4 separate regions of the Homo sapiens genome follow, and regions 2, 3 and 4 are each linked to region 1. A link is a loop called in an ENCODE intact Hi-C map of the cell type or tissue named here. Cell type or tissue: PC-3. All regions are shown on one strand. Region 1 overlaps TENM1 (teneurin transmembrane protein 1). Region 2 holds the start of TENM1 (teneurin transmembrane protein 1). Region 3 overlaps TENM1 (teneurin transmembrane protein 1). Region 4 overlaps STAG2 (STAG2 cohesin complex component).

Region 1 (8,000 bases):
GGGCTCTTTTTTGGTTCCACATGAACTTTAAAGTAGTTTTTTCCAATTCTGTGAAGAAAGTCATTGGTAGCTTGATGGGGATGGCATTGAATCTATAAATTACCTTGGGCAGTATGGCCATTTTCACGATATTGATTCTTCCTACCCATGAGCGTGGAATGTTCTTCCATTTGTTTGTATCCTCTTTTATTTCATTGAGCAGTGGTTTGTAGTTCTCCTTGAAGAGTTCCTTCACGTCCCTTGTAAGTTGGATTCCTAGGTATTTTATTCTCTTTGAAGCAATTGTGAATGGGAGTTCACTCATGATTTGGCTCTCTGTTTGTCTGTTATTGGTGTATAAGAATGCTTGTGATTTTTGCACATTGATTTTGTATCCTGAGACTTTGCTGAAGTTGCTTATCAGCTTAAGGAGATTTTGGGCTGAGACAATGGGGTTTTCTAGATATACAATCATCTGCAAACAGGGACAATTTGACTTCCTCTTTTTCTAATTGAATACCCTTTATTTCCTTCTCCTGCCTGATTGCCCTGGCCAGAACTTCCAACACTATGTTGAATAGGAGTGGTGAGAGAGGGCATCCCTGTCTTGTGCCAGTTTTCAAAGGGAATGCTTCCAGTTTTTGCCCATTCAGTATGATATTGGCTGTGGGTTTGTCATAGATAGCTCTTATTATTTTGAGATACGTCCCATCAATACCTAATTTATTGAGAGTTTTTAGCATGAAGGGTTGTTGAATTTGGAGAAATAGGAACACTTTTACACTGGTGGTGGGACTGTAAACTAGTTCAACCATTGTGGAAGTCAGTGTGGCAATTCCTCAGGGATCTAGAACTAGAAATACCATTTGACCCAGCCATCCCATTACTGGGTATATACCCGAAGGAATATAAATCATGCTGCTATAAAGACACATGCACACGTATGTTTATTGCGGCACTATTCACAATAGCAAAGACTTGGAACCAACCCAAATGTCCAATAATGATAGACTGGATTAAGAAAATATGGCACATATACACCATGGAATACTATGCAGCCATAAAAAACGATGAGTTCATGTCCTTTGTAGGGACATGGATGAAGCTGTAAACCACCATTCTCAGCAAACTATCACAAGGACAAAAAACCAAACACTGCATGTTCTCACTCATAGGTGGGAATTGAACAATGAGAACACATGGACACAGGAAGGGGAACATCACACTCTGGGGCCTGTTGTGGGGTGGGGGGAGGGGGGAGGGATAGCATTAGGAGATACACCTAATGTTAAATGACGAGTTAACGGGTGCAGCACACCAACATGGCACATGTATACATATGTAACTAACCTGCACATTGTGCACATGTACCCTAAAATTTAAAGTATAATAATAAAAAAAAAGTTTTACTATTGTAAAAAAGAAAGAAAGAAAGAAAGAAATCAGGAAAGGGAAACCAATGAGGCAAAGTTGCTGGTGCCTCATGTGGAACAGAGAGGAAGTGCCTGCATAATCCAGGTTGTTGGGGCCACAGTTCCCCTGATAAGAAAGGCATGCAGCAGCTTCCTTCGGTCTACTGCCTGCAAACTCCTGCCTCCTCTACCTTGGGAGAATAATGGCTGGACAGTGGGCCGGGCGTGGTGGCTCACGCCTGTAATACCAGCACTTTGGGAGGCTGAGGCAGGGGGAATCACATGAGGCCAGGAGTTGGATACCAGTCTGGCCAACATGGCGAAAACACATCTCTACTAAAAATACAAAAATTAGCCAGATGTAGTGGTACTCGTTTGTAATCCCAGCTACTCAGGGAGGCTAGGACACGAGAATTGCTTGAACCCGGGAGGTGGAGGTTGCAGTGAGCCGAGATCACACCACTGCACTCCAGCCTGGGTGACAGAGCAAGACTGTCTCAAAAAAATTAATTAATTTTTTTTAAAAAAGGCTGGATATTATTGTTTTTCTCCCCTGGATGGAAGACCAAACAGACAAGGTTGGGGCTAAAGTGGGTATTCGAGCCTTCCTATGCTCCGTTCTTCTGCTTCTTGTAGCTATAGAGCCCCACAGCAGGCAGAACGTGGGCAGTCTTTGCAGAGGGAAGGATTTTGCCATTAACCCCAGGAAGAAACAGCACTCTTCAGTCTTTCTTTGATAACGCGTCCTTAGCTGCATAATAGCACTGTGCCAACCATTTCGACTGAAATCCATTTAAACAAAGGAGACACCCAATTTAACATCTAAGGCTAGGCATATCTGTGATGTCAATAACCTATTTGATTCATTCTATTCACATATGTGACTGTTTTAACTGATAATATATATGTGTGTGTGCACACACGCACGTGTATATGCAGAACTGAACTTTAGGTGGCATTATGTATAGGCTCAAGTTCAAGTCTGTCCTATAAAGTACAGTCCAACTGCTTTTCCCAAGCCTTCCAAAGGCTGGTATAGTTATTAAAATTTGAGCAACTACCCAGGCTGAGTTTTTTAGAATATAATGGATTGATACTGAATTACTATGCCACTTTGTGTAATCGTTGGGGGAGGGAGTAGTACAGCCAGTCTCTACCATTGTGTCCAGGCTGAATCCTGCTCATTTTGGGTAAAAAGAATATAATTGTTTAACATTTTAAAAGGCAAATAAAAGTGCTTAAATATTTTGTAATTTGCAACTTGAAAAGAAAACAGTAATGGGTTTCCAAGTACATGTGTTTACTTTTAATGAAGTGTTTATTTTTCATGGTTCTATTGGCAATAAAAGAACAGCTCCACATCAAAAGCCTTCAGGGAAGCAGTTTTCATTTGGAGGACAGTGAGATTGCCAATAATTCTGATTTTTTTTTTTTTTTTTTTGGAAAAAGTAAACTCCCTAGACTATATTTCTAGATATAGCTTATAGCCTATTATCCCAGGTAATTATTTTTTGTCTCTTACTCATATAGACAAATTACAAAACCTTATGTACTATACCCTAAAAAGATTTTTAAAATTTAAGTGACATCAAGATCAGAGGGCTCCAGAATGTTTTAATGAACATGTTTCCATTATCCTCTGTGCCTGTTCATTTTGTTGGAAGAATGATTCATTCATTTCAAATTTGGCAACTTAAACAGCAGCAAATTATAATTTTCCCATCATAACCCAAAGTCAGTATATTGGCTTCTCAGCCTTTGAGGGCCCTTTTGTACCTTCTTTTGCTTTGACAACAGCACCCTCTGCTGGGTTTTGTAATCCATCACCTCTAATGGGATCGACCCAAATCGCAAACGGAGGCCTCCCTGCAACGTTGCACACAGCAGGACATGATTCATAAATCAGTGTTCCACCCTGGTGATTCATTACCAGATATATTTTTTCTGTAAAACAGCACAGCTCAAGGAAGTTATCAAGAATTCAGAAGCTGCAAAAAATACCTTCGTTTGATTAATCATCTCTCTGACCTTTTTCTTCTTCTTGAACAAGGTTAATAATACTTGTTATCACTCAAAGTTAAACTGTATTAGCTGCCAAGTGATTTTTATTTTGCAAAGTCCTGTTATCACTGCCGAGACGCTTCAAAGCTGGGATTGGTTACATTCCTCAGGTATGACCCCGAGGGACACCTGACCAATGCAACGTTTCCCACTGGAGAGGTCAGCAGCTTCCACAGTGACCTGGAGAAGCTGACAAAAGTGGAGCTAGATACTTCCAACCGTGAAAATGTCCTCATGTCAACCAACTTGACGGCAACTAGTACCATATATATTTTAAAACAAGGTAAGATTGTTTCCAACGATATCTGACTGTAACAGCCCCTATGTCAACATCCACCTTGAAACCTGCGTACACCATTCATAAACAGAATTCACCTCTAGCTGAGAAGATGTACTCTTCCTGTTTTCCAGCTATGGAAGTTGAAACACAGACAAAATTCACACCTTTTACAAGTTCTCACATCAACTTTGGGCCCATCTCTGTGGGAGTCATGAGGTTCAATCCCTGCCAAGTCTGCTCTGCTATCAACTTATTTCCCAATACCCAGCTGTTTGCAAAGGTCTTTCAGGGTCTGGCTAGGTTATATTAAATAAATGGAGCCTGGGCTCCAGCTGAGCTTGGCATTCTAGATCAATGCCAACATGGGTGAAGAAAAAGGAAAATCTTAGGATACAGACCAAGCAAGAATATAAGTGAAATGAGAGAATTAAAAACTCATTATATTTGAAGACAGAAAAGTAAGGAAGAACAGAAGAAGAAAGGAAGGAAGGGAGATAGGATTTGGAATGTCTTAGAAGCTAGAGGACAAGTGCACAAAGAGAAATTGCTTTCTCTCTGCCCTGTCATTAAGACCTCATTCTGTTGTTAGGTGGTGACACCAGACACTCTAAGAGTACACTAACTTTTGTTAGTGGTATTTTGTGGAGTACGGCAACTGTGATGGTGGGCCCAGGTGGTAAGGTGCTACGTTGAACTTCACACTCTTCTCATTCTAGCTCCCAGCATATCAAACTGAGGAGGCTGATCCAACAAGTCAGTGAGGGAGGGAATTCTTTAAAAATGAAAAAAGAAAAAAACAAAAACAGCCTGCAGTGTTAGACAAGAGTCTTTTATCCAAGAAACAGATACTCCAGCTGTGAAAATAACAAGACCCAAATGGATAGGGAACACGTTTGCCTGTCAGAGCGGTAGTCTAGCCCAGAAGGCAGATAGGACCACAGCACCCCACCTGCTTATCCCCCAAACGTGCCTCCTAAAACTAAACCTGTCTCTTTTCTGCTTCCTGCTCTTCCCTTCCTTCCCCCTCTTCCTCCTTTGCTCTTCTGTCTACAGAAAATACTCAAAGTACCTATCGGGTGAATCCAGATGGTTCCCTGCGTGTCACTTTTGCCAGCGGGATGGAGATCGGCCTCAGCTCAGAGCCCCACATCCTGGCAGGGGCAGTCAACCCTACCCTGGGCAAATGCAACATCTCATTGCCCGGAGAGCACAATGCAAACCTCATCGAGTGGCGGCAGAGGAAGGAGCAAAACAAAGGCAATGTTTCGGCTTTTGAAAGGAGGCTGAGGGTAAGGCTTGACTTTACACAAGATATAGAACTTTTATAGGTGTTTTGTTTGTTTGTTTGTTTGTTTGTTTGTTTGTTTAACTGCAGAGCCTCCCTAAACTGAAGTCCCATTTCTCCAAAGCTTTTCTAAGTGACTGACTGGCTTATATGATATACTAATTCAAAAGAGGATGCTAATGGCCGATAATGGTTCAGTATCCTTAAATGAGCATTCTAATAGGAGCTTTCTTTGTCATTAGCCAGCTAAAGTGCTCTAATAGTAGCAATTTCACCAAGAAAGTCTGGCTGGAGAAATGTGTTTAGTCAAAGGAGGCCCTCCAGCACCCCTCCCAGCATGCCCTGGAGATGTCTATCAGGTTCACTGAGTTGACCGAGGTCCCTGCTTTCCAGGTAGCTCTTTGGAAAGACCTCGCAGGTACACACAAAAGGATGTGAGACAAAAGGCAACATTTGGGCAAAGACAAGAGGAAAAATCAGTGAATTATAGCATTGCCATGAATACATATCCAGGGCCAGAGGGATAAAGGACTGGTACTGAGATTGGGCTGAGGTACTCAGAGCTGCCTGGAGGAAGTTATAGATTAGGGAGTTTTAAAGTCCTTACCAAGCACAGTTCACCAGAGTTAACCAGGAGACCTCGGTCAGCTTTTCTGCAGCACACAAAGCCTACAATCGCCATAGCACTCTGTCTACCTGCCTCCTCTTGAACGTTAACCAGTGTTAGGATGATGTGGCCAGCTTTCTACATGTAGTAACATTCAATATCAGCCCTAGAGCAACTGCCAGCCTGCGGGAAATAATCACTCACTATTGAGGCCAGATCTGCTTTGAGCACCTGTGTCACGCCTGATATACCGGGAAGGTTTCTGTTATATATAAAGTTTCGGTGCCGCAAAAGGAATAGCACTCGAATATAAAATTTTCTTTTTAATTATCAGTAAGGCAAGTTACTTCTATAGAAGGGTGCGCCCTTACAGATGGAGCAATGGTGAGTGCACACTTGGACAAGGGAGGGGAAGGGGCTCTTATCCCTGACGCACGTGTTGCTGTGTCGTTCCCCTATTGGCTAGGGTTAGACCGCACAGACTAAACTAATTCCGATTGGCTAATTTAAAGAGAATGACGGGGTGAGTGTTTTGGCGGGAGTCAGGGCAGAGCAGGTAGCAGGTAATCTGAATGAGTTAGGGTAGAGCAGGTGATCCGAATGATTTAGGGTGGAGCAGGTAATCGGAATGAGTCAGGGTGGAGTAGGTAATTGAAAAAGGTTGCTTTACGAGGAAGTTAAGTTTAAAAGTAGAAGGCAAAGAATTGAACATACTGACATATTAATTATTTGAAAAGAAATGTAGAACTCATATCAAAAATTTGGTAACCTTAAGGTTGTGGAAGTGCAACCCCCAAACAACCACCCAATTCCAGAGAGAGGCAGTCAAACCGGTCATATGGCTTGATATGAACAAAATAATCTACAGCAGTGCTCACTTTTCTTTTTTTTTTCTTTTTTTTTTTTTGAGACAAGAGTCTTGCTCTGTCGCCCAGGCTGGAGTGCAGTGGTGCGATCTCGGCTCACTGCAAGCTCTGCCTCCCGGGTTCACGCCATTCTCCTGCCTCAGCCTCCCAAGTAGCTGGGACTACAGGTGCCCGCCACCACACCCGGCTACTTTTTTGTATTTTTAGTAGAGACGGGATTTCACCGTGTTCGCCAGGATGGTCTTGATCTCCTGACCTCGTGATCCACCTGCCTCGGCCTCCCAAAGTGCTGGGATTACAGGCATGAGCCACCGTGCCCGGCCAGTGCTCACTTTTCAATCAGTTCTCTTGGTGACACACAGCCACAGACTTTAGTGGGTGGTTTTTTTGTTGTTGTTTGGTTTTGTTTGGGTTTTTTTTTTATAAAGCTACTGAAATTTGTATGTGCACAAGTCAATTTTTATGTTTCGATTCTATTGACAAGTTTCTGACAGAATATTTACCAGATATGCCACTGAATGGAGAAGTGAAACCAATCCAAATATCAAACCAATGTGTGGGTAGCAGTAAAGATTTCTATCGGAATTCTTTGAGAAATAGGACCTCCTGGGTAGAACCCTGGATGGGGAAGTTAGAGAACCTGGCCTTGATACCCTATTTTACAAACGCTTTAAGAAATGCCTTGATTTTTTTTTTTCACCTGTAAAATAAAAGTGTACTACTAGAGAAAGTAAGAATTATCTACATATGGCTTATCGACCTCATGGACTCATCACAGAAAAATTGTATTGAAGACATGATTTCTTAGTACCTCTCCCAGCATATAGCCTCAAAAAAACTTTCTGAACCAAATCATATACTATGTGACTTTGGGATTTTTCATTCTTTAGGATAACTCATCCTATATTATGTGACCTTGGAAGTTTCCATTTTCTAGAACAACCCATCCTGTTTTCTGTCCTCCATATGCACAGATAATGGAGAGAAACTATAAACTGTAATTTACACCCCATATCCCAAATTGTTCTTAGTGCTGAGAAGCTAATTGTCATAAAACATTTGGGAGCTCATTAGTGTTAAGAAGTAAAGTGTTTAGTTAGTACTAATTATAATGTGACCCATTTCCGATCCTGTGGCAGAGTTGAGCAGATTTGCGGACTGGACTATAAGGGCAACAAATTCAAGGCCCTCTTCTCTATATCACTTCTAGGCTACTCCCTGAGGTCCTGTGACTGAAAAATGAGGCCCCTTATTGGCCAGGTGGTGTTACCATGGCATGCCCCAGAAGTCTAATAACAATAACAATCATTTACATATGTTTAGTGCCTCAGAGTGAACAAAATGGTTTCATAGCCAGGATTTTATTTGATCACCACAGCTGTCAATTGTTACTTTCAATTTACAGATAAGGAGACCAAGGCCCAGGTAGGTTAAGTGATTTGCCCAAAGTCAACCAGCTATTAAGGATCAGAGCCAGAGCTAAAATGCAGGTCCTCACCTAGCATGGCAC
Region 2 (8,000 bases), 800 kb before region 1:
TCATCTTACATCACTTCCTCCCCTACATTATTATGCTCCTTACCCTCTAGGTGCACAGGCTGACCTTGCATTATTTGAGGTACCAAGACATTCCTTACATCAAATACCATAGATTCTGTTCTCTCTGCCTGGAATGCCAATTACTCCACATTCTTCAGGCCTCAGATTAATAGCCACTGCCTCAGGAATGCCTACCCAACCACCTCAACCTCAATTGAAATGGGTCTCCTCTGTTGTTCTCTTGCAAATACCTTGTTCTGTTCCTTCAGAACACCCATCAGTTTAGAACTACATATTTCGTTGTATGATTGGTTCTGTTTGTCTCCTACCAGTAGTCTGTAAACTCTACAAGGGCAAGAATATGTATGTTTTGTTTACCACTGTCTTCCCAGTACTTAGCACCGAATAGGCACATAGCAGGTATTCTGTAAATCTTTACTTAGTGAAAGTATAAATGAGAGAATGAAGATACATACGGGGAGCCTATTTTCTTAGTCTGAGAAGAAATTATTCATGTTTATTGTGTTGTATGGAAAATGATAACATCCTAGTTCCAAATTTTCATTTAAAATGCCTTTTAAATCTGCTTATGAAGGACTATCCTAATAATTGTTAGCATTTGTTAGTAATTGTTAATGTATGTGACTATAAAAGTCTTCTTATGGCCATTATTAAGCATGTGTTTTAGAAGCACTAAATATTTTAGTTATTTCAATACAAATTAGTAGTTACCTGTATAAGTCAATCACAATAATTCACTTAAAAGATTATGATAATGAGGTCACAAAGTTAGAGAGAAGTTCAAGTGCATTTAAATGCCAACCGAGTAATACTAATTGTTCTATACTCTTTTCAAGTTCTTTTCCTGGAGTGTAATTTTATCTCTTAAGGAGAAATCACGGTACATTTTGAAATCAATTTTTTTCCCCTTTTCAACAACTGTGATAGTTAAAAAATGCTAAAAAGTAATATTCTTAAAAGTATTTCCAATAAAAAGACAAACACTAGCATTAAGTCAGCTTTCAGATCTTCAAGGGAAGGCACTATGTTATCTTTATGAGGGTATAAATTATTATTATTGCCATATTGGTTTATGTGTATGGATAGTGAATATAAGTGAATTTTATATAAATTAAGGACCAAGGTACCATTTTTAAAACTATCTATAAATTTAAATTTAGGCAGTTATTTGAATCCATTATAGCAATAATACAAATGAATTGCCACTGCACCCTATTGAGAAGCTTTGGTTTCTGAAGGTTATGATTAGTCTGTATTAGGGATGTATTTTATTCTGAGAGTAAGGTAAAGCAGCATTGATGGAGCCTTTCCAGTGAGGGATATTATATATGAATGTACACTTCCATGAGCAGAACTTGCTGTGTGGAATACAAAGTGCCTTGCTAAAGCCCAAACTTTTTTTTAAAGGCATTTTGTTTCTCCTTCGCACTCTGGCCAGAGAAGTAGCTCCACAGGGTCCATTTGGATACTAAATAGGATTAGGTAAAGAGAAGACTTTAATTGGCTTGCCAGTTGTTTTCCTGAGCCTTACTTGGGTATGTGAAAAATAGTGTGTCTGACTCTGTTCTGAACAGATGGATGCAGAATCCTGGCCACCAACTGTTCATATCCAGGCTCAAATAAGCTTCCTCCAAGGTGGCTGCTTTCCCCAGGGGGAGCCCACAGCTGGCCGGAAATGGGCACTCCCTTGCAGCAAGCTGGTGACTGCAATTTTACAGCCCTGTTTATGGAAGCTGTTTGGGTAGAAAATCATTAAGCTACCTTTCCTGCTTCCAATCATTGTAGCCAAAAGTTAAGGTGCCAGCACTACTCATAATCTCTGCTAGTTGATCTCTGGATGGTGTTGTTATCAGTTGAAATAGGAAATAATAGTCTACCACAACGAGTACATGTTGAAATTATGCCTTTGAAAACATCTTGCCATTAGACAAGCAACCAAACAAAACTCCTTCATTTCAGATGGTGCACATTGATTTTGTTTATGTAATTGATATTGACTTTAGTCTTCTAATATTGATATGGTTTGGTTGTGTTCCCACCAAATCTCATGTTGAATAGTAGTCCCCATAATCTCTGTGTTTCATGGGAGAGATCCTGTGGGTGGTAACTGAATATAGGGGTGGTTGCCTCCATGCTATTCTTGTGATAGTGAGTGAGTTCTCATGAGATCTGATGGATTTATAATGGGGGGCTTTTCCACCTTTTGCTCTGCACTTCTCCTTGCTGCCACCATGTGAAGAAGGACATGTTTGTTTCCCCTTCCACCATGATTGTAAGTTTCCTGAGACCTCCCCAGCCATGCTGAACTGTGAGTACAATGAAACTTCTTTCCTGTATAAGTTACTTAATCTCAGGTATGTCTTTATTGGCAGCGTGAGAATAGACTAATACAAATATTATTGTACTTACATTCTTATTATGAGGGTACTTAGAAACAAAACTGACATGTCATATTTTCCATTATGCATTCTTCTCACAGAATGCAACCTATAGATTAAAAATATATTTAAAAAATCAAGGCCAGAACATCTAAATATTGTTCTCTAGGAGTGAAATAGTCTAGATACACGGTAACAGTCACACAGTATATACTTGTTGATTAGCAAATTGTTCACACATCTTTGAACATTTCTTAGCTTCTTTAAGTCTCAATTTCTTTGCCTATTCCCAATGCTGGCACAGTTCCTGGAATATAGTAGATGTTCCATAATCACTTGCTGAATTGAATTTATGTAATTACATTAGTTTTGGGAATAAACATAAAAAGGTGTATGAGTGCATGTGTGTGTGTGTGTCTTTGTTAACAAAAAGGTATATATCTTAAAATTCCTAGCAAATTATTTTAATAATATACACTTGGCAACTGGACAACTGTCATATAGAGATTGCATGCTCCATTACAATCTGTTATATTTACATTGGCTATTCTGAAACTAGCAATTTAGTGTGTCTTCTTCCTGATATTCATATTTGAAATAGAAATTCTTGGTCCCATGAGCAAAACTACTTGAAAATTCTGCAATTTCATGTTGCTTAAATGTGTCTGGGGAATCTCTAAAGTTGAATAAATGCCTTAGGAAATCCACCTACAATATCAGGATATAGGCGTCTAGAAGCAGCAAATCAGTTCTTAGGAAACAGAGAAAAGTGACAGAGCCCTCTGTACTTCGGAATTAGGACTGGAAACAATGTTTTGAAGGAACTAAAGGGAGACAGGTGCAGACCAAATGAATTAAGGACACCAGGGAGCCACAGGAGACCAGTAAGGAAATGAGAGGGAAGAATGCTAGAGAAAATACAGCATAAAGAGGAGGTGGTAGAGAATTTCTAAAAAAAAATGATTACAGGGACTGCTGAATTGCCAGGAGAGAAACAAACTCGGCCTCCTTTCATGAAATCCCTAAGTATCAACTCTCCCTTTCTGCCAGTATCTTCAAGAAGAGTAACAAAGGAACAGCAAGAATGAGAGTGAGATAATCATGCTTTTAAATTCATATTCCATTTCCTTGGTCATTAGGGTTTGTCCATGTCCCATTTGGCCAGAATTCCCTTTTTGTTATGGGGAGTTCTTTTCTTAATCGCTGGTTACGGAAACACCCAGAGTATTTCCAGTCATTGGAGAAGTGACTGGCCAGATGTTTCTTTTTTTTCTCCTTCCAGAACTCTTTGGTAAGGATTGAGGAGGTATCCTGAAAGTCTTCCTTCCACAGTTCAGGGTTTGGGCAGTTCATAATGTGGAATCTTTATTTAGGATACTTAAATCTATATATGTTTATACAAATAACTTGTTTTTGTTTTGTAGGAGGGTAGTGGGTTTTAGGAAGGTTTCGTTTACATATTTGTGGCAAGACACAGGTTTTATACCCATCCTTTCACTACTGCTTTCTCAACAGCCCAACAGAGAGCCGGTGATAGAAGCAGTTGCTATGCCCCTACAGAGCCTGGTTGTCATCTTTTGTTTCTTTGTTGGCAGGGCGGTGGGGCGGGACGGGAGTGGGAGGGTGTTGAGCCGCAGGGATCCAAATGATTCCTGCCTGAAGCTGAAGACCTTGTTGGGAAGGGACGATGGGAATAAACGTGCTCTTGATTCCCTGATTCTTCCCCCTAGAGTGTTCAGCTCTTTGTATTTCCTCCCCTTGGTGGTGTGATGGTCTTACAATGCTCCCTCTTTGCAAATACCTATATCAAAAGCTGGGAAAATGGGAACACACGGTTCAGAGAACTCCCCCTGGCGTCACTCTGTACTACCTCTCTTTCTGAAACTGAATCTGGTCCCCCTGCTCAGGAGCACAGAGACCAGCCCGGAAGCCGACCTTGGGCAGCTGCCGCCACCCAGGGAAGGGAACAGTTGGAAGCTTTGGTGTTCGCCCACCGCGCCAAGAGGAACTCTTCCCGGTAACTAGCACCAGCCACGACTCCAAGCCTGCCTTATTGTAACCTCTAGCGGGTTCCCAACTCGGCAATAGCTTCTCGCTCTCCTGTCCCTGTTCTTGCGGAGGAAAATTTAAAACGTGCGTGCACATATACGCATTCACACACGCCCTTCTTTCTTTACTTAAAAAAAAAAAAATCAGTAAACGTCCTTCGCCCAAAGAATGTTCGACTCTTCACGCTCTCTTTTCTTTACCTAGAGGTCAGCAGTCCCTTGGGAGCACACGCGGTGCTCCCTAGCTGCTCTGCGCGCCCCCTACCTGCCTACGGCTGGGGTGGCACCGCGGGGCAGGAGGCCTGGGAATCCGCTAGACTCCTATTTCTCCAGTTTGTGCAGCTCCCCTGGCTCGGCACTTGGTATCTCCCACGGTCTTGCTCTCTGTGGGAAGCCGGAAAGAAGACTGCTGTGGGCGTCGCCGCCACCCCTCCCGGAACCAGAGCCTGCTCTAGCGTGCATCCAAGCCTCCTACTTCAGACTCACATCTGGCCCAGTCGGACAGATGTTAGCCGCTGGAGAGTGCCTCCATGCGAAGCGCCCCAAGTCCCGAGCATGCCCAGTCGGACTACTAAGGCTTCTGACGCGAGTTTCTGGGCGTGCAGATTCCGCTTCTCCGCTTTTTCGAGGAAGCTGAGGAGGGTTGGGAGGGAGGGAGGGATCCAGGGCTTGGGGCAGCGCGCTGGGTTCGCCCGAGTACGTGCCCTGGTGCCAGGCTGGGTGAGGGGCGGAGCCGTTTAGGGAGCCCAGGAACCTGGGCGGCCAGGCAGGGCAGGATCCCTTAGCGCTCCCCTCTTCCCCCAACCACCTTCAGGTGGACGTCGTTACTGCTGATCTGATGCGCCGCCAGTAGGCTGCATGTGGCCGGCCGGCCTTGGCGCTCTGGGGTCACACTGTCAGCAGGACGCAGTCGGCGGTGCACTCTCACCGACAGACGCACGAGAGCTTGTGGGTCGCTTATGCACCGCATTCACGGGCTTTTGGCTTTTCTGGAAGGCGGGGGAGAGGAGAATAAGAAAAGGAAACCAAACAATTTCTCTCCCCCCGCCCTTTTTTTTTTTTTTTTGCCAAAGTTATACTGGCAAAAGACTTCGCATTCTAAGTCAGTCCTGAGGCTTTGAACATAGAAGCAGTGATTGTGCTCCTGTGTGTGCGCTCGTGTGCGCGCGCGTGTGTGTGCACGCGATGTTTGTGTATGTCATGACTAGGTAACACTGTCCCAGGCTGATCCTGGGGTTGACAAATACTCATCCGAACCCCCCACCCCACCCCTCACCCTCAGGAGAAAGTAATTAAAAAAAAAAAAAAAAAAAAAACATCGAGTGAGTCACCTGGCCAGGCATCTATCCACTGTAGTAGGAAATCTAAATTTTGTTGATCCATATTTCCTTCCTCTGCTTCCATATCCAGCTTTCTCCTTCCCCTCTCCACCCTATAACACCCTGATCTTTCTCATTGCGACTTCCCTTCCTCTGCCCGATACTTGCTCCTTAAGCCCTTCTCCTCTTTCTCCTCCTCCTCCTCTCCCTCTCCTCCTCCCCCCACCTCCCTCCACCTCCCATCTCAGCTGCGGCTAAAACCTGGAGTCTTGGGGAAAAGGAGAAAAAAAAAAAAACCTCGGCTGTGAAGCTGTCAAACCGGGCATGCTCAGTAGACAGGGCAGGTTTTTTGGTCTCGAGTAGCGGAGAAACATTTTTTGCACCACCGCGACCAGCCTTAGAGCGCGGCGGCGGCGGCCACGGCAACATCAGCCCAGCCATCAGCCGAGCAGACGCCCAGCACCCGGGAGCGCGGCGAGCTTCGGCTCAGCCCGGAGTTCACCTCCGAGTGCCCCGGGGGCTGAGCTCACCCCTTCTGCTCTCTCACACACGAACACTCTCTTTCACTCACACACACACACGTATTCACACTCTCTCGCACACACATAGGACCCTGGGCGCAAGCACCCTTCTGGCAGCGGTCGTCCGCTGGTGCAATAGTAGCTAGGTTCGGTTCCTGCCTCCGGCGGCCGCCGGTTTAGAGCACCGCTGCCAGCAGCCGGAGGAGAGCAATGCGGGGGCCCGAGCGGCAGCTCGAACAGTAATGTGGATTTACAGTCGTTTCCCGCAGGAGTCGGCCGAGACGCCCTAAGTCCCGGGCACTGGCAGCGCCCGGCGGAGCCGAGCACCTGGCGAGGGGGCGGGGGAACAGCACCTGGGGACGCCGCCGAAACTTGCGCTTGGAATAGGTAGGTGCGTTTCTCCTGGCTCCCACCCCATTCCTTCTCGCTCCCGCCCGCCACCCCCAACCTTCTACCCCAAGGACTACAGGCGAACTTCGCCCCGAGGCTGCAGGCGGCGGATGGCGGCTCCTGGCTGTTAGCGGCCGGTTGAGTCCGCTCTGGGACTCCTGCCCGAGGTGGCAGAGCCTCCGCATCCTTCTTCTCCCGGTCTCCGCCGGCCATGGGGCTCTGGACCATCTGGGGCAGAAGGGAGGTCGGCCTTGTTCGCAGTTCAAGCTTCCAGCGGGCCCTGGGGACGCTGCCCTTCGAGGGCTCGCTGGGCTTCCCAGGCGGCACTTTTACCAACCAACTCCTTCAGTTCTGAGAGGGAGCCTCCTCGCCTCGGCTCTCGCGCAGAGCCCAGTCACTCTAACAAGTGGACCTGGGTGCTTGGGGTGAGGATGGGAGGCTCGGTCTAAAAAGAAAGAAAGGGGCGCTTCTCTGGCATCCCTCCCACCCTGGAGCGTTCGCCTGGGGCTCTGCCACTGGGGTCCAGGTCCTGCTGTCTCCGCAGAGAATATGCCCAAGGGCTAGGACGCACTTTAGTACCTGTTTGCTTCTGAATTTCTATTTGAGCCTCACTCAGGGAGCCCGGGTTCCCGGGGGAACTGCAGGACCTCCTAACCTACGCCGCCGTCGAGGGCCCCACCCGATGCGTCCTCCCTATACCTTTGTCAATCTTTGTCAAAAGAGATAGTCATTACAACCCAGGCGGTGCTCCAGGAGCCGTCGGTGTTGACTTTAACCATGCGCTCCAATGTGCGGGTTTGTGTGTTTCCGCATTTCATCCAGAGACTTGGTCCCCGAGATTCAGCAACGGCCAGCATATCTGCGAGCGCCAAGCACCCGCTAGGCAGGCTTGGGGAAATGTAACCTCACTTTCTTCCACTCCATAACAGGAGGATTGCCAATTTAGTTTCAGGATGCTTTGCCTAGAGGCGGAGAAGGGGAGATTGTTAGCGCTACTTGGTGAGTGGATGTGTTTGCAGTCAGGAGTGTATTTAAACATTTCAGTGAACCCGATGCAGTCAGTTGTTTACAATTGCGGAGACAGAGGATCTCACTCCACTAGTAGATGTTTCCACGTCTGTGTCGCCACTGGGAGAGTAGGGGCGGGGGCGGGGGCTGGTTTGCAGCTCGTACTCGCCGTCGGCAGCTTCGGGTTGAGCAGATCTGCATCACTGCTACTGGCGATATGCTAATAGGGGTAGAAAAGCTCTACATCTCCAATATGAAGCAATTGGTCAGTAAACGTCCTGAACTTAACCGTTGTTTTCCTGGGATACCAACCTG
Region 3 (8,000 bases), 730 kb before region 1:
CACAATAATAATCAATATCACTTAGACTACTTATTGGGTACACACTGTGTGCCAAGAACTGGTAGGCACTTTATATACGTTATCTCATTTAATTTTCTCAATGATCTGGCAAGGCAGGCACAACCACCACTCCACTAATAAATGAGGGAAATGAGTCTTGGCCCAGTCAGATAATTAGTCCTCAGCCACATTGCTCATTTGTTCAAGCACTGAATTATGAACTCGGGTCTGTCTGACTCCAATGCCCACATTCCTTCCCTACACCATACTTTCTTAATACTTTGGGAACCGTGGTCTACACTCATTTCTTGATATCTGTGGGGGATTGGTTCCAGGACCCCATGGATACCAAAATTTGAGTATGTTCAAGTCCCTTATACATTTGCATATAATGGATGCACATTCTCCTGTATGCTTTAAATCATCCCTAGATTACTTATAATACCCAAATACAGTGTAAATAATTGTTATACTGTATTGTTTTTTCTGTTTTTTTATTGTTCTATTGTTAATTTTTAATTTCAAATAGTTTCAATCTGTGGTTGGTTGAATCTGCAGATATGGAACCCATGGATGTGGAGAGCTGACTATATTTCAAATAAGACTCTGAAACAAACACAACTTCTGATTTGGATATCTTTCTAGGTTCGTCTGGTTTGTTTTCTGGTCACTTTTAACATAGTAGTAATCAGTACTAGGTTTGAACCTTGCCTTTGCCACTTGCCAACTTTGTGACCTGCAGCACGTTACTTAACCTCTCTGAGGCTCAGGTTCCTCTTTCATGAAATAGTTAAAATAATAGAACTCACTTAATAAAGATGTTTTAAGAATTAAAGGAGATGATGCAAGTGAAAGTATATATCAAAATAATAGCGAGTGTGTAGTAGATGTGCAAGACTATTAATAACAAAGATACTAGGACTGGTTTTTGAACTTAGAGCACCTTGGCAGTGTCTCTTCTCCTTCCCAGTAATTAACTCAGTTGCTCTCTTAGAAGCCTTTTCTGTTCCATCAGGATCAGAAAACGTTTCCTTACACCCAGAGTTTAACAATTGAATCCAGGCTGTCATTACAAAATAAATCTTGATTCTCATACTTCAATTTTTAGCAGCCTGTCTTCTCTTCCTTAAGGTCTAAAGAATAACCATAAAAATAAAAACGTGATTCTGCTGAGACAGCATTAGAAAAAAATAATAAATGAAAACTAACCCTAATCAAAACAAATAACATATATCCAAGCATCTCAAACCTTTAAAATGTTGTAAAGGTAGAACTCATGTCTATTTACCTAGCCCTATGATTGTCATATGTTCTAAACCAAAAATTAGGACACATAGTCCAACAAAGAATTCATTTTCAGATTTGTATTCTGATTTATAGAATAAGATACATGGAAGCATAACAATTAAGTTGCATTTAGCTATACATTTTCTGAGTCATCTTTATTGAGAAGAATATGGGACACTATAAAGTTGAACTATCCTAAAGATTAGGGACATGTGATACTCTACACTTTTCTTTTGAATAAAAGCATATCAGTAATCTTTGAATATCCTTGAAAAGTACCAAGATAGAAGGTTATTAACATTCATTGCAATGTTAATAACTTTATTCCAGAATTTTCTTTTGTTTCTGTTGTATAACTTCACTTGTAGAACACCCATTAATGCAATACCAAGCTTATAGAAACACATGCTTTATGTAATTTTTAGTGTCGGTAAAAGTGATATTCAGAGGGAGAAAAGATAATTAGCCCCAGGGTTTGATAGACATCATTTAGTAGTCATCCTGTTAATCTAAAATCCTACACATAACCAATTAACCATTGTAATGAGAACTTTAATTTTTAAACTTCCTATCCAATTTCTTTCAATCATTGCTGCCAAGCATTTGAAAGCCAGTAATGCAGAAGGTGCTTTATAGGCCTGTGTTAGAAATGGTCACATCCCCAGGGAGCTAAAATCACAACAGATCACACAAGTAGAGTGATCTGCTTTTTATTGTGGGCATTAGATAACTTCAGCTTTGAAAAAAGTTGTGTTAAGGATGAAACCCAGCAACTTTTAGTGATAAAAAAACATTTTGCAACCATTGTTCATAGAATACACACCCAAGGCCATTTTTTTCCTTGATCTTTTGAAAGAAATTGTACTATCTGAAATGAATTCAGATAAAGGAGATTGAAGGCAGTGGATGTTCATAAAATTCTTGTTTGGATGTGGCAGGTCTCTGGGTGGTTTTTGCTGTTTAGGACCTTCTCTGCTTCTCTCCCATCCACTTTTCTCTTGTACCTATTCTTAAAGAGACCACCCTGTTAGTTTAGAGTGATTCATTTATACTAGTGGTGAAAAGGCATTTTCATCCACTACCATGAGGTACTATTAATCTACTGGGCCTTCATAAATTTCATTGTGAAGGGACTTAATTTGTTTCTATTATGAGAACTTTTGAGCACATTCAGTTATCATAATCAAAAAGCACTTAACTGCATGTGTGCTGTGCCAAGAGAATTACAGAGACACATTTTCTTCCCTCTGAGTGTTCAAATTTAGCAGTGACTGCCAGGTTGTGTGGATCACTGTGTGGAGGGACAGAATGATGCATGATCTTGGAGAGCAAACTTGGGGCTAAAGGTATCAGGCCAAACCAGCAAACCTGTGTCATAATTGGGAGTTTCGGGGAAACTAGTGGTTGATGTGAGAAATCCAGCCATGCTGGAGGCACAAACAGAAGCCCAGTTTGGTATATGTAGACTAGAGAACTGCATCCAGAGGATTAAGCATGGTAAGAGGGTACAAGACTGGAGTCCAAACATACAAGCAACTTGGTCAGGATTCATTTCAGGCAAGAAGAAACCGGGAATAGAGTTTTAGCCCAGATTCAAAACAGGTAGCCATGTCCTCCTAATTACACAGCCATGGTGAAAAATCTATATTCCTTCATTTGCCCCTGATTTTAAACAGCCTTTCTCTTGTATTTGGATCTGGAATACTGGTTTGGGCTGCTTCCTCAGGTGAGGCAGGCTGCTGCAGACTATGTGTATTATAACATATACTGATACACTACAGTGAGCTCTTGTAATCTTACCTTTATCTTACCTTTGAGACAAGATTAATATGAACAAAACACTTATTCAAAGGTCAGATGATATCTAGTGTCTGGGGTGTGGTTGCAGTATACATGGACCTTTTCTTAGAACTCCCCCTTTCTTGGCAACGAAATACAAAAATCAGGCTGACTTCCACCAAAGCAGCTTTTAACATTTACAACTGAGGAAACCAACTGATATCTAAACAGAAGGTTTTTTCCAATCTTTTCATCCCTAAGGGCAATAGGCTTTTCAGAAAGGCACCTTGGATTGTGGTAAACTCCAATGATCAGTAAATCTGTCCATTGGTAAGTATGAAATCAGCCCGTTTTTAAAAAACAATTTCCAATTTTTATTTATTTATTTATTTTTCTGGAGCAAAGGCGATTATTCTCTTAGTTACAGGACTTCATCTGGACCTCTAGTTTGATGACAGTAGCCACTATACTGGTCTCAACTGGGACAAAGATACTATTTCTACATAGTGTAAACACTGACCTGATAAATAGATACTACTGCTCTTTTAGAATAAAGCCAAACATAAACCTTGAAGTAAGTGAGAGGGGAGGAGACAAGGACTTTAGGGGATGCTTTAAAAGCTGCTAATTTCTCTTGATGCCATTATTCCTCTGTGCATGCTTAAAGGATTATCTTGATGTTGGAGTAATGATCCGGAGAGTATCGTTTGTAACCTTGGGGGTAGGGATGGGGTGATGGGGAAACTGTTCTAAATAAACTCTGAGACAGTCAGTTCAAGAAGAAAATTAAGGCTACACCTTGAGTTTGACAAATTAAGTTCTTAGTGATACTTGAAGAATTACCAGTGGCCTATGTTCCTAAGAAAGGAGTAAGAAGGCCGGACACGGTGGCTCACGCCTGTAATCCCTAAAGGCCCTCCCTTTAGGAGGCTGAGGTGGGCGGATAACGAGGTCAGGAGATTGAGGCCATCCTGACGAACACGGTGAAACCCTGTCTCTACTAAAAATACAAAAAAATTAGCCAGGCGTGGTGGCAGACGCCTGTAGTCCCAGCTACTCGGGAGGCTGAGGCAGGAGAATGGTGTGAACCCGGGAGGCGGAGGTTGCAGTGAGCAGAGATCATGCCACTGCACTCCAGCCTAGGCGACAGAGCGAGACCCTAGAACTTAAAGTATAATAATAAAAAAAGAAAGAAAAAAAAGAAGAAGAAGAAAGGAGAAATGGGAGGGAAAGGCACTCATCAGTTAGGTATATTTTACCTTCATAATAATGTTATGAGTGTGTATACATTATCATCTTCATTTTATAGTTGAGTAAACCGGAGCTCAGAGAGGTTAAATAACTTGTTTAAACACTGTAGTTAAGAATTAGGCCCTAAAGGCAAAGGCAGGTGAGCCTGTATTCTGGCTTCCCCTAATTTCTACCAGTATGACTTTGGGATAGCTACTTAAACTTTCTGTGCCTGGTTTCCCCATCAATAAAACAGGGACAATAATAGTACCTACAATCAATCATAGGAATTTTGTGGATATTTAATGAGATAATATGTATAAGTCACTTAACAGTGTTCCAGACACCAACTACTCAAAAAGGGTATCTGCTTTGTAGTTATCACCGTTATCAGCGTTATCCTTACCCCCTCTATCCAGATGTGTCAGACACCAAAGCTTATGTTGTTTCTACAACATTATAGTGCCTCCTAGTGGTAGCAAGAGTGGTGGAGCCAGAGAAAGTCAATGTGCATAAGTAGAAGATGAAAAGATAAGGCCATGAGAAAAATGAGAAAAGGCAAAATTTAAAAGGAAGATAAAAGGAGCTTTATACTAACAGGTGTAATCACTAGAAGCTCACTTGTAAGCAGTTGTCTCAGATGCCATACTCAGTGTATCCTGCACTAGAACAACCCTTTCTCTCTGAACCCCTGAGGTTACTAGATTGTGGAGAATAGAACCCCATGTGACCACTCAATGAGACTCATGGAGAGGCTTTCATTAGGCTTTGTTTGAGAAAGCCACTATGTAGAGCTCATCTAATAGATCTGAACCCTAACTCAAAGACATTTTCAAACTAGTTCCAAGGCCATGCACATGCAATGAAAAACACGCTTAACTGTGGGATACAGGGAATAATCGATCATTAAAGTATTAATTAACCAAATTTATTGAAAATTGAAATCACCCCAACTGTCAAATGAGTCATGCTCCATGGACTTTCTGCGTTCTAAATATTGCTCAAATCATGCAAATGTTGTGTGAAACTGTTATGTTGGCCGCTTTAATGCAATTTCACCTCATTTACATGAATTTTGATGTTGCTTAGGGATATTCAATACAACAGCACCCAACAAAGTACTCAAGTATGTACAACCATTGGAAGAGTAATGACTGTAACATGTCTAGATGTACAAGAAAGCTAGCTTCTTATAACCCAGATTGAGCTAAATTAGCCTGATGAATGCATTTCCCCTGCTATTGTTGGTTTGACCTTCATTTCAATATAAAAATGACAGAAAATAGGACCCTTTTTATTTGTTTCTCTAGTAGTCATCACCATTTCTACTGATTCATTGTCAGTCCCTACTCCATTCTTCAAGGCAATCAGCCAAATGCCTGCCACCAGAGAAATCCCTGGTTCCAAGCTTAAGTCACCTTCATAAGTACTGAAGTGCAACATACAAAACTATTGGACAGCAGTTGATGAGGATTTAATCCTTTTTGGACAGGTGGCACTTTTAAGTTCTGGGTAGAAAATTCCCACATTTTGAGATCTGGAATTTTGACCTGGTAGAGCAGCTGATACCTTAAACAAAGCAGTGTTCTCTTTATTCACTAGGTGGCAGGAGCTCCTTAATATATATGTGAGGGATGGCTATAAACACATGTTTAGACTAGTGCATCAGTAAAGCTGTCTTTTAGAGACAGATACATGAAAATGTGAGCCATGAAATATTAAACCAGAGCCTATGAGAAAAGAAATCCTCTGTGTTAACCACAGTAGCTTAGGATTTAATAGTAGTAGAACAAGGTGATTGTTTCTTTAAATAATAACAATTTGAAGAAATTCCATTAGTAGGTTTGTCAAAATGAAGTGAATTAATAAAATACTTTATTCCTATGTGTTTTGCTGTTTGAAAATTTACTTCCTTCAAGTCTCTGCTGAAATGTCATTTTATCAGCAGGGGCTTACCCTCTCTTATACTCCATAACCCTCTGATGTTGCTTTGTTTTACTCTACAGTACCTATTACATTCTGACATACTTTATATTTTACCTGCTTTTTTATTTACCGAGTGTCTCCCCTATCCCCTCTGGAATGAAAGCTCTATGGGAACAAGGACTTTGTTTTGTTCATTATTGTATTCCCAACACATAGAACACTGGCTGGCAGATAATGGGTGCTCAGTATACATTCAAGTGAATGCGTGGAAGAATTACCAAAAGGAAATTATTTTTAAAAGATAATTTTAAATTCAACTTTTAAGTCAGCTTGTATATAAAGCCAAGCTGATTTGTATATAAAGTCAAGCTGACTTAAAAGTTGAATTTAAAATTATCTTTTAAAAATAATTTCAATTATAATCAAAGTAAATCATATTATAGTATACATATTTTAATTTTGTTTTGCTATAATCATAAAATATTAAATACTATCATCACCTAAATGGATGTCTTTATGTTAACACTTGATGGTATCTAAGGTAATTAATTTTTAAGTAATTATGCCAAATTTGCCTGCTGTTTTTATATCATTAATCAAGATAATGAACCTTGTCATTGATAACACTATGATTTACTAGTATTTTGCTCTTTAATTTCAGTTTTTACTTCTGTTTTGAGTAGTAGTATAATATTTTAGAAAAATAAGGAATTAAAATGGTGATAAAATTAGGTGAATTTAGAGAATGCCTGTATTGTTATTTTTAAAATATCCAAACTGCCTCTACAAGTACATCTTTGAAGTTTTGGTTGTAGCATGGTAAAGAGAATCTTAGCAACCAGATAACTTTTGAAAAAACACTGAATGTTTCCAAGCTTCAATTTCCTTATCTATAAACACAAGATAGTAATTTCTGTCCTGCCTATTCATAGGATTATTGAGATATATAAAAATTATCTGGGAAATGTAAAATTCTATTCAACTGTAAGGAGTTATAGATGATGCTAGTAAGTAATTTAATTTGTCTAATGATTTTAGGAGCTACAGCAATCCCACTCCTAGGTATTTGCTCTGAAGAAAGGAAACCAATATATTGAAGTGATATCTGCATTCCAATGTTTGTTGCAGCACTATTCACAATAGCCAAGACTTGGAAGCAACCTAAGTGTCCATTAACAGAAGAATGGATAAAGAAAATGTGGTATATATACATAATAGAATATTATTCAGCTATAAAAAGAATGAGATCCTGTCATTTGCAGGAACATGGATGGAACTGGAGGTCATTATGCTTAGTGAAATAAGCCAGGCACAGAAAGACAAACTTCACATGTTCTCACTTATTTCTAGGAGCTAAAAATTATAGTAATTGACCTCATGGAGATAGGGTGTAGGATGGTTACTAGAGGCTGGGAAAGGTAATGGGGGTGGGGGGAAGTGGAGATAATAGGTATAAAAAATAGAAAGAATGAATAAGACCTAGTATTTCCTAGCACAATAGTGTCACTACAGTGAAAAATAATGTACATTTTAAAATAACATAAAGAGTATAATTGGGTTGTTTGTAACAAAAATAATAAATGTTTGAGGTGATGGATATCCTGTTTACCCTTATGTGATTATTATGCATTGCATGCCTGTATCAAAATATCTCACGTAACCCAAAAATATATACATCTACTATGCACCCACCAAAATCTTAAAAAGTACTTTGTTTTTAATACTCTCTTGTAGGACTTTGGATATGAGCGCTGTCTTAGCTCAGGTTGCCATAACAA
Region 4 (8,000 bases), 310 kb after region 1:
ATATCACAACATTACATTTTTATCTTAAAGGACAAGCAAACTTTCAGGGTTGATAATGGGATAAGCATGTTTGAGACTGGTTACCTTCTGGCAGTTCACTGCATCTGGATATTTCTGAAAAGTATAGAGAAGCTCTTGGATTTTAAAAATATCTTAAAATACTTTTAGATGAAAAAATTGTAAAAGTTCTGCTTATAAGTTTACTTTTCTCCACAATTACAATATTTAAAACAAAGTTTTGTTGATTGACGTTTTAAGCATTTAAATTTAGAATGCTAAAAACAATTCTATCCTACACTTTCTTCAGGGTAGGGGAATAAATACATCCTTAACATTGTTTTCTGGATGTAAACAGAAATCCAGCAGAGGTCATCATTATTTAGTACAACCAGTAAATAAATGTAAGAGAATTCATATCTGTACCAAATGCCTCTTCAGATTGTTATTTTGTTTTTTTTTTTTTTTAAAAAAAAGCATGAAATAATCGATTCAAAAGCCAACTAACAGCGCATAAATAAAATATTTACTTTCTAAGAAAAACTGTAGCTTATCATCAAATTGTTTACTTGTCCTTTACGTTTATTCAGGCAAACAAAACTGCCCCTCAATGCACTTGATCTTGGTAAGCATAAGCATGTCATATTCTCCTTAGAGAAAAATCTGTACAGAATTTCACTGTATCTACCACACTTTAAAATTTCCTCTTCCACTTAGAAAATGACTTCACCACAGATTTAATTGTGTACTGGTATTAAAACATTGACACTCCAAGAACCTAATGAGAGAGAGAGAGGGGAGAAAATCTCGTTAAAAGTCATTCATTTCTTTAAATATATCCATAAATATTACATTAATACTTTATTATGTTAAATAACATGCTAATAAAACCACTTTGAAAACTTCCCCTCTCTTCAGATGTATAATTCTAAAATTAAATTGACCATGATATATAATGAAATAACATCAGGACTAATCAAGATGCTACTTACCTCACATATAATTAAAGTAGGAACCTTGGATTAATTATGCTTATATGTACCACTAATGTCTAGATAATACCCTAAACATAGGCACTCAACATAGGTATTTGTTAAATGAATAAATGAATGTGCTTCTTCACATATATTTCTGGCACAGGTTCCTTGGAAAGGGGTTAAGAAAGTCTTGCAAACTTGGCTATTTGTGCTGGGAAGTGGATATGGTTTTTCAAAAAGGCATTTGAGTATGCAGACCAAAAAAAATCTAAGAACAATTCAAGTATGTAGAAAGCAAGAAGCTTTCTTTAGAAAATCTGGCCAAAGTGAATGGAACAGAACTACAAATTTTAAGAAATCAAAAGGGTAAGGTAAAATCTGGGCAAAATGACTTACATTGATGCTTTCTATATACTCCAACTGAGAAAGGAATGTTAGGTAAAATCTAATAATTACTTGTCTAAAAGTAAAAGCAGATGATGAATGGAGCAACTCTCCCTTGTTCACTAAACAAGAATGGCATGTGACTCTTAGTATATATACTAAAAGTTAGGTTGTTCAATTAAAATTCTAGCACTTATGCCCATTAAGTAATATTTTAGAATACTATAATAAGCTATTAAGAACTGATATCAAAGCCAGATGTAATGAGCTGAAATATTACAAAGAGCTCTTACTTGTAAGTTAAATCTCTTATAAGTTCTATGAACAAAAGTCATAGAACTCATGTATTGTTTTGAGCTGAAGAAACTGTGTATTTGCAGATCCAGAAACAAGTATCTGATTGCAGCCTCTTTATAATGAATTATCAAGTAGTGTTTGGAATCCCAAGTAATGAAAACAAAGAGGACTCGTGCACCCAATTTCTTACCTGTCCATTCACAGTAACTACCACACTACTAATCCCTTGTCCTCTCCCCTTCCCGCATGCTTCAGGGTTCTCCTTTTTTGGTTCAAGTCAGAGTTTGGGTGGTTAGAACGTTTCCACCAAAAAGACCGAGATAATGTTTAAAGGCCAATTCTTACCATAACACTCTATGAATCTCGGTAGAAAAGGTCTGATGATGAATGAAAGTACAAAATCTTAATTAGCAATTTAGTATTGAGTATGGGATGAAGACGAACTCAAGTTCTTTCCAAACAGAGTGCCTGACTAGAAAGCACCCAAACACTTGAGATTCTTTTTGTTTTGTACAGACTAGGTTATAAGTAGATTCTCTTACTAGAACATTAAATTAGCTCCATTACATGGAGCCCTTCTTTACCAATTTTATACTATAAATAATTCTAATAAGAGAATCTCAACACAAGAGAATGAGAGTAGTGACACTTTCTTTTCTGTGCCAACACAAACTCTGCCTGTTTCTGATGTTAACATTAATAAATACTTAAACATATTTAATATCAAACTTCAGTGTATTTTGGCAATTCTGGCAGAAAACAACTGTTATCAAAATGGTATAAACCAATTTTGTGTCCAAATATAAAACCAGCTACACCATAAATCTAGAATTTTATGTATATGCAACACAAAATATGTTCAGAGTTTTTATATTACCACTCCTGGATAATGTGAAAATCATGTTTAAAAAGATATTTTTACGATTTATTTAGAAAATCTTGTTTAAAAATTAAGTGTTTAAAAAGATATTTTTTATGATTTATTTAGAAAATCATGTTTAAAAATTAAGTGTTTAAAAAGATATTTTTACAATTTATTTAGTAACAAACTGAAGTGTCTACATTAGGGTGCTTTGAGTTACTTCCCTTAGAATTGGAGAATCTCAGAACTGGACATTAAAGAATTTAAATCCCAATTTTGCTACTGTTTAGATGACTCCGGTATTATGGGCTTCAGTAAGAACAGATGTGGGGTATTGTATAAAGGCAAACAGAATTTGACATTCAAAATTTTCCATTATTCCATTTCTTAAGTTATGGTTAAGACAGTATGGAGTATAGTTTAGTGTATATTTAAAAAATAAACTGTTAACTTTAAAAAAAAAATTACATGGTCAAAGACTTCTAAAGACACCTAAGCCTTTAAAGATTACTGAGCATTCAGTTATGTGACTGCTGCCATCATGTGGTAATGCTATAAAACTACAGTTATAAGTACATGTGCTAATTTTCCTAATTTTTGTAGCAGAAGCAGCTAAACTATTATCAAATTAAGAATAAATAAAAGCCCCTCAGTTGTAACATTCAATATACATGAGAATGCTATAAAATCACTATAAATAAAAAATGACTATTAGGCCCCTATTTTTCTCTAAATGTTAAATGTCAAAAATAGATACACATAGTTAATATTGCTGTTTCATTATTTTAGTAATCTGAAGAACACCTTTTTGCAAATCTAGTATGTAACTAAGAAAACGAATGTTAAAAGTTCTCCTGACATTAGACAAATACATTAAAAAATGGTGATCCTAACTGCCCATATTAATTTTGATCACAGTTAACCATTTCGATTTCTTAATTACTTTTGTTGGTGTTCTCATCCAAATGGGGATTTTAGTTTTGGGAAGCACAACAGTAGAAGACAGCATGAGATTATTAAATCAAAAGGAACTGGCATCAAATTACTACTCGGACACTTGCTAACTGTATAACTGAGCAAAGTCACTAAATGATCTCTTCAGTCTCAGCTTGCTATGGTATGAAAGTGGAAATTCCCATTACCTTTCTCACACGGTTGCTGAGAGGATCAAAATAAATCATACCTAGCACAGTGTCTGTCACCCAAACTCTCAGCTACTACCTTCCATACTTTTCATTTCAAAGTGATAGTCAAGGTGCACTAGAATATGAATTCCTTAAGGACAGGGAGTGTCTTATTCGCTTTAGCACCAACTTCTGATGTAATAAATTGTTGAATAAATGCATTTCATCGCACCTGCTTGAAAATATTCCTTTACCCCTCATCACAATCACTACCTCCATGTTTTATTTAACAAACTAAGATGATACATACTGTTAGATTAATTATCAAGAAAACCATAAACTTCAGTGTGCAGTTAAACTATAGACTTATGAGTGCAACAGGTCATTAGGTACTATAAAGTCTTGCTACTCAAAGTATGGTTTGCAGACCTGAAGCACTGACAGCATTTGTTAGCAGTGCAGAATCTCAGGCCACACTTAAGACCAATTGAAGCAGATTCTACTTTTTTTTTTTTTTTTTTTTTTTTTGAGACAGGGTCTCGGCTCTGTCACCCAGGCTGGAGTGCAGTATTGTGAACACAGCTCACTGCAGCCTCAACCTCCTGGGCTCAAGCAATCCTCCCACCTCGCCCTCCTGAGTAGCTGGGACCGCAGGTATGCATCTTCATGCCCAGCTAATTTTTTTAGTTTTTGTAAAGATGGGGTCTCACTGTGTTGCCCAAGCTGGTCTCAAGCTCTTGGGCTCAAACAATCCTCCCACCTTGGCCTTCCAAAGTATTGGGATTACAGGCATGAGCCACTGAGCCCGGCCCCTTGGCCTTATTAGTAAACATGTTAGTGTGAATTAGTTTGTCAAAATAGTTCTAAAAGCTATCTGAAAGCAGATTATGAGGTAGGAGAGGGCAAGGTGGGAATGGTAGAAATTGTACATAGAAGGCAGGCCTTTGAGGATGGTATAACCGTCACCTGAGGCAGTAGGTGTGAGGAACAAGGAACATAAAATGGGTAGATTCTAAAAAGGGAGATGGCAGGGCATTTAAATGATTTATTCATTTGACAAAACTAAATATCTATTGTGCTGGGCAGAACTAAGAATGAATAACATCATCACTGCCTCAGGGAGTTCAGTCTAGTGAAGGACCAGGGCATGTAATATCCTATCTCACTACACAAGTCTGGTAATTATTACAATAAAGTGTGTACAAACAGTTAAAGAAGGAGAGAAAAAAAAATCTGTGGAAGTCAGCAAAAATTCCACAGGTAATGTCAGAATTAGTATCAAAGAAAGACTTTACTAGGAGGAAAAATAAAGGGGAATTTCTGGCAGAAAAAAGCTTATACAAAGTTATGGAGTCAGGAAAGAGCATAGTGTATCTGAGTGGAACTACAAGATTTGATATGGCTAGAGCATAGAATACATGTAAGGAAAAGGCCAAGGTTAAGATGGCAAGGGAACCAGATCATAAAAGGCTTTGTTTGCTAGGCTGAGGAGCTAGAATTTTCTTCCTAATGGCAATGGGGGGGAAAAAAATCAATAAAAGACTTAGAACGATAAGTGAGAATATCAGATCTGCATTTTTAGAAAGATGACCCCACAAGAGGCATAAAGGAGCAGCGGGACTGCAATATCAGCTTAAAGGCTTTGCAACAGCCCATGTGAAAACTGAGGAGGACCCGAATCAAGGCACTGTCAAGGAGAATATGGCACAGGGGACTGATATAAGAGGTACTTAAGAAAAATAACTGACAAAACCCAATAATAACCAATTAAGGATGGTGGGAGTGGTAACTGACTCTCATCCTAGATAGCTAGATACCCTTCTCTTCATTATCAAAGCCTTTGTTCAAGTTCTCATTATTTTTCACCATGCCTTTATATGACGCCCCTCATTCATCCTGTCCCATCCATAAATGTCAAGGAAATCTTTCTGAAACACAATTCTGATCATGCCATTACCTTATTTAAAATCTTTCAATGGGCAACCCATTGAAGAACAGTACAAACCTGGAAGAACAGTCCAAATTCCTTAATATTCAAGTCCCAGTCAGCCAGGATTCAAAAGTACTTTTCTAATCTGTCAACACTATTGCAGCACTCTCTTCCCCTCCCACTGAAATCCTGCCTGCCTGCCTCTTTTTCTCACATCCAGCTGTTTTCATCTATTCTCAGTATGCTGCCCCAGGTCTTCAACCTCAAACTGAGAGACTGCCTATACTTCTGATTTTGCAATCCTAGGGTACATTTAAATTAAACCTACTGATTCATCCATAATTGAAGCTGGATCAAAGAAATCAGGCTTCAGTTCTGTTCTCTCTCGTCTGTTCTTTGATGGTGGCTAAAGGAAAAAAGGAAATAAGTTGACATTAGTTTAGCTATATCTACAAACCAGATAGTAACTGAAAATATCCAAGTTCTTCACATGGTCTATGTGATTCCAAGTGTACCTGACACAATATTTTAAAAACTCATGGAAAATTATCAGCCGGGTGCGGTGGCTCACGCCTGTAATCCCAGCACTTTGGGAGGCCGAGGCGGGTGGATCACGAGGTCAGGAGATCGAGACCATCCTGGCTAACACGGTGAAACCCGGCCTCTACTAAAAATACAAAAAATTATCCGGGCGTGGTTGCGGGCGCCTGCAGTCCCAGCTACTCGGGAGGCTGAGGGAGGAGAATGGCGTGAACCCAGGAGGTGGAGCTTGCAGTGAGCTGAGATTGTGCCACTGCACTGAAGTCTGGGCAACAGAGCAAGACTCCATCTCAAAAAAAAAACTCATGGAAAATTATCCTAAGAGACAAAAACCGGAAAACTCACTTTTCATTTTACTTTAAAAATCATATTCCTTTCGAGGCACCAAATTATACCATTCTAAAAATTTAATTATTTAAGAAGAATACACAATATACTAAAAAGAATCATAAGACTGGACTTATAAGTATCAACTTTACTGTTTGCTAGTTTTGCCTCTTTGGAGAGAGTAAGCTTCAATATCCTCAATCCTTTCAACCTACTTCACAAAGTTTAATGAGATATGTAGCAAGATGAAATATGTAAAACCATTTTGTATATGATCAACCCTAACCACATATTTAATTATTAATAAAGAATACACTCCTACCTGTATTTAATTTCCTTCCAAGTTTAAGTAATTTTACTTCATTATCTGATACGGAATTTGTCTCAACAAGTAGTATTAATATATTGTTTTGATAATGGTATACTTTTATACTAACTCATATTTTTTAAAATGCATAATTAAATAAAAATTGATTTTCATAGTCAAATTAGTATTAATCAAAATATACCCTTTAAACCTATATATTCCTAAATTAATCTCAGAAACAAACAGACAATTGTTATCATCTTAATCTAGGATCTACCACCTTCACCAACCTTACTCTCTTCTAAATCCCTTCCCATATATCTAAACCCCTGGCAACTATTTTAATATTTTTGCAAAACTTACTTCTCTTGGTAAGTATTTCTCTACTCTAATAAATATCCAACATAATTTTCAAAAGATCTAAACTGAAAATCTTACAGAAATCATTAAGTTTCTTACCAAATCTATATCCATGGTGTCAAAATCCATTCCCTCATTAAGATCCTCAATCCTCCCTTCTGAGGACATCATAACATCTTCCACAATTGGCTCTTCATCATCTTCCATTAGGCTTGTGCCACGCCGACTAGAGAAATATAAAACAAAGTCAAGATCTGAACTAATGTCGTGACTATTAATATCTAGGCAGCAGTATGTGGCTCTCTATATTCAAGTATAATGGAAAATGATGGAATTAAAGGTCAGGGAGAATGATTAGGCATTGATTATGTCATCAATGATATCAAAACCCAATGTTTACTTGTCTAAAAATGCTAAGGAGTTATGTTTATTCTACATTACTTCAGTACATTTAGCTTTATAGTTCTGATATCCCATATACAAGGTTCAATGAGAATTTCCCACATGGGAACATACAAGATACCTCAAATCCTTTTTGAAAGTAGGCAGGGTACAAATTAATAAACAAACATAAAACAGAGACCAAAAAAATGACATTTTCAGAAAACATATATTTTCATCAATATATAATGCTAATTTTACCCATCATCACTCCCTCATTCATTCAGTACCTAATGTGTACCAGGCATGCGCGCACTCACTCACACAATGCCTACTACGTGACAGGCTTCTACTGTGTCCTATGGATGTTAAAAAAAAAAAAAAAAAAAAGATGAATAAGACTAAGACATGATTCCTGCCCTCAAGGAGCTTACAGTCTACCATGGCAAACAGAGATAAACAATTAATTATGACAAAATGTGATAAATATTACAAGAAAACTATGCATCAAGTG

Evidence for each region. Hi-C counts contacts between places; a loop is a spot of excess contacts. Peaks named below come from ENCODE experiments on the same cell type or tissue, not always from the same donor. Only the 100,000 strongest peaks of a DNase experiment are listed, where the experiment ranks them.
Region 2: a loop joins it to region 1, with 7 times the contacts of the local background. A loop is called at or near these places in 2 of 110 quality-filtered maps.
Region 3: it touches region 1 in a loop (20-fold over the local background); 20 of 110 quality-filtered maps call a loop at or near these places.
Region 4: a loop joins it to region 1, with 10 times the contacts of the local background. A loop is called at or near these places in 2 of 110 quality-filtered maps.

Annotation. Positions count from the first base shown.
Region 1 is chrX:124,402,052-124,410,051 of GRCh38, reverse strand. It overlaps TENM1 (teneurin transmembrane protein 1), which reads left to right. Exons shown (of 35, transcript NM_001163278.2): 29 at 3,563-3,735; 30 at 4,786-5,021. Among named protein-coding and RNA genes, the nearest start is that of SH2D1A, 59 kb to the right of the region's middle. RefSeq lists an enhancer at 2,839-4,038. In PC-3, a CTCF peak has its summit at 3,206 (motif pointing left); a DNase peak (open chromatin) is centred at 3,231; H3K4me3 peaks cover 327 bases; H3K27ac peaks cover 343 bases.
Region 2 is chrX:125,202,478-125,210,477 of GRCh38, reverse strand. It overlaps TENM1 (teneurin transmembrane protein 1), which reads left to right and starts at 6,166. Exons shown (of 35, transcript NM_001163278.2): 1 at 6,166-6,674. It overlaps LOC124905211 (a long non-coding RNA gene), which reads right to left and starts at 6,018. Exons shown (of 2, transcript XR_007068314.1): 1 at 5,779-6,018; 2 at 2,358-5,436. In PC-3, a CTCF peak has its summit at 4,645; a DNase peak (open chromatin) is centred at 4,787; H3K4me3 peaks cover 3,906 bases; H3K27ac peaks cover 399 bases; H3K27me3 peaks cover 1,975 bases.
Region 3 is chrX:125,129,244-125,137,243 of GRCh38, reverse strand. All of the region lies in intron 3 of TENM1 (teneurin transmembrane protein 1), which reads left to right. Among named protein-coding and RNA genes, the nearest start is that of TENM1, 71 kb to the left of the region's middle. In PC-3, CTCF peaks have their summits at 4,768 (motif pointing left) and 5,880 (motif pointing right); no DNase peak of the experiment used is centred here.
Region 4 is chrX:124,093,349-124,101,348 of GRCh38, reverse strand. STAG2 (STAG2 cohesin complex component) reads right to left here. Exons shown (of 35, transcript NM_001042750.2): 33 at 7,205-7,331; 34 at 5,900-5,977; 35 at 1-775. The coding sequence ends at 752. Among named protein-coding and RNA genes, the nearest start is that of STAG2, 140 kb to the right of the region's middle. In PC-3, a CTCF peak has its summit at 3,064 (motif pointing left); no DNase peak of the experiment used is centred here.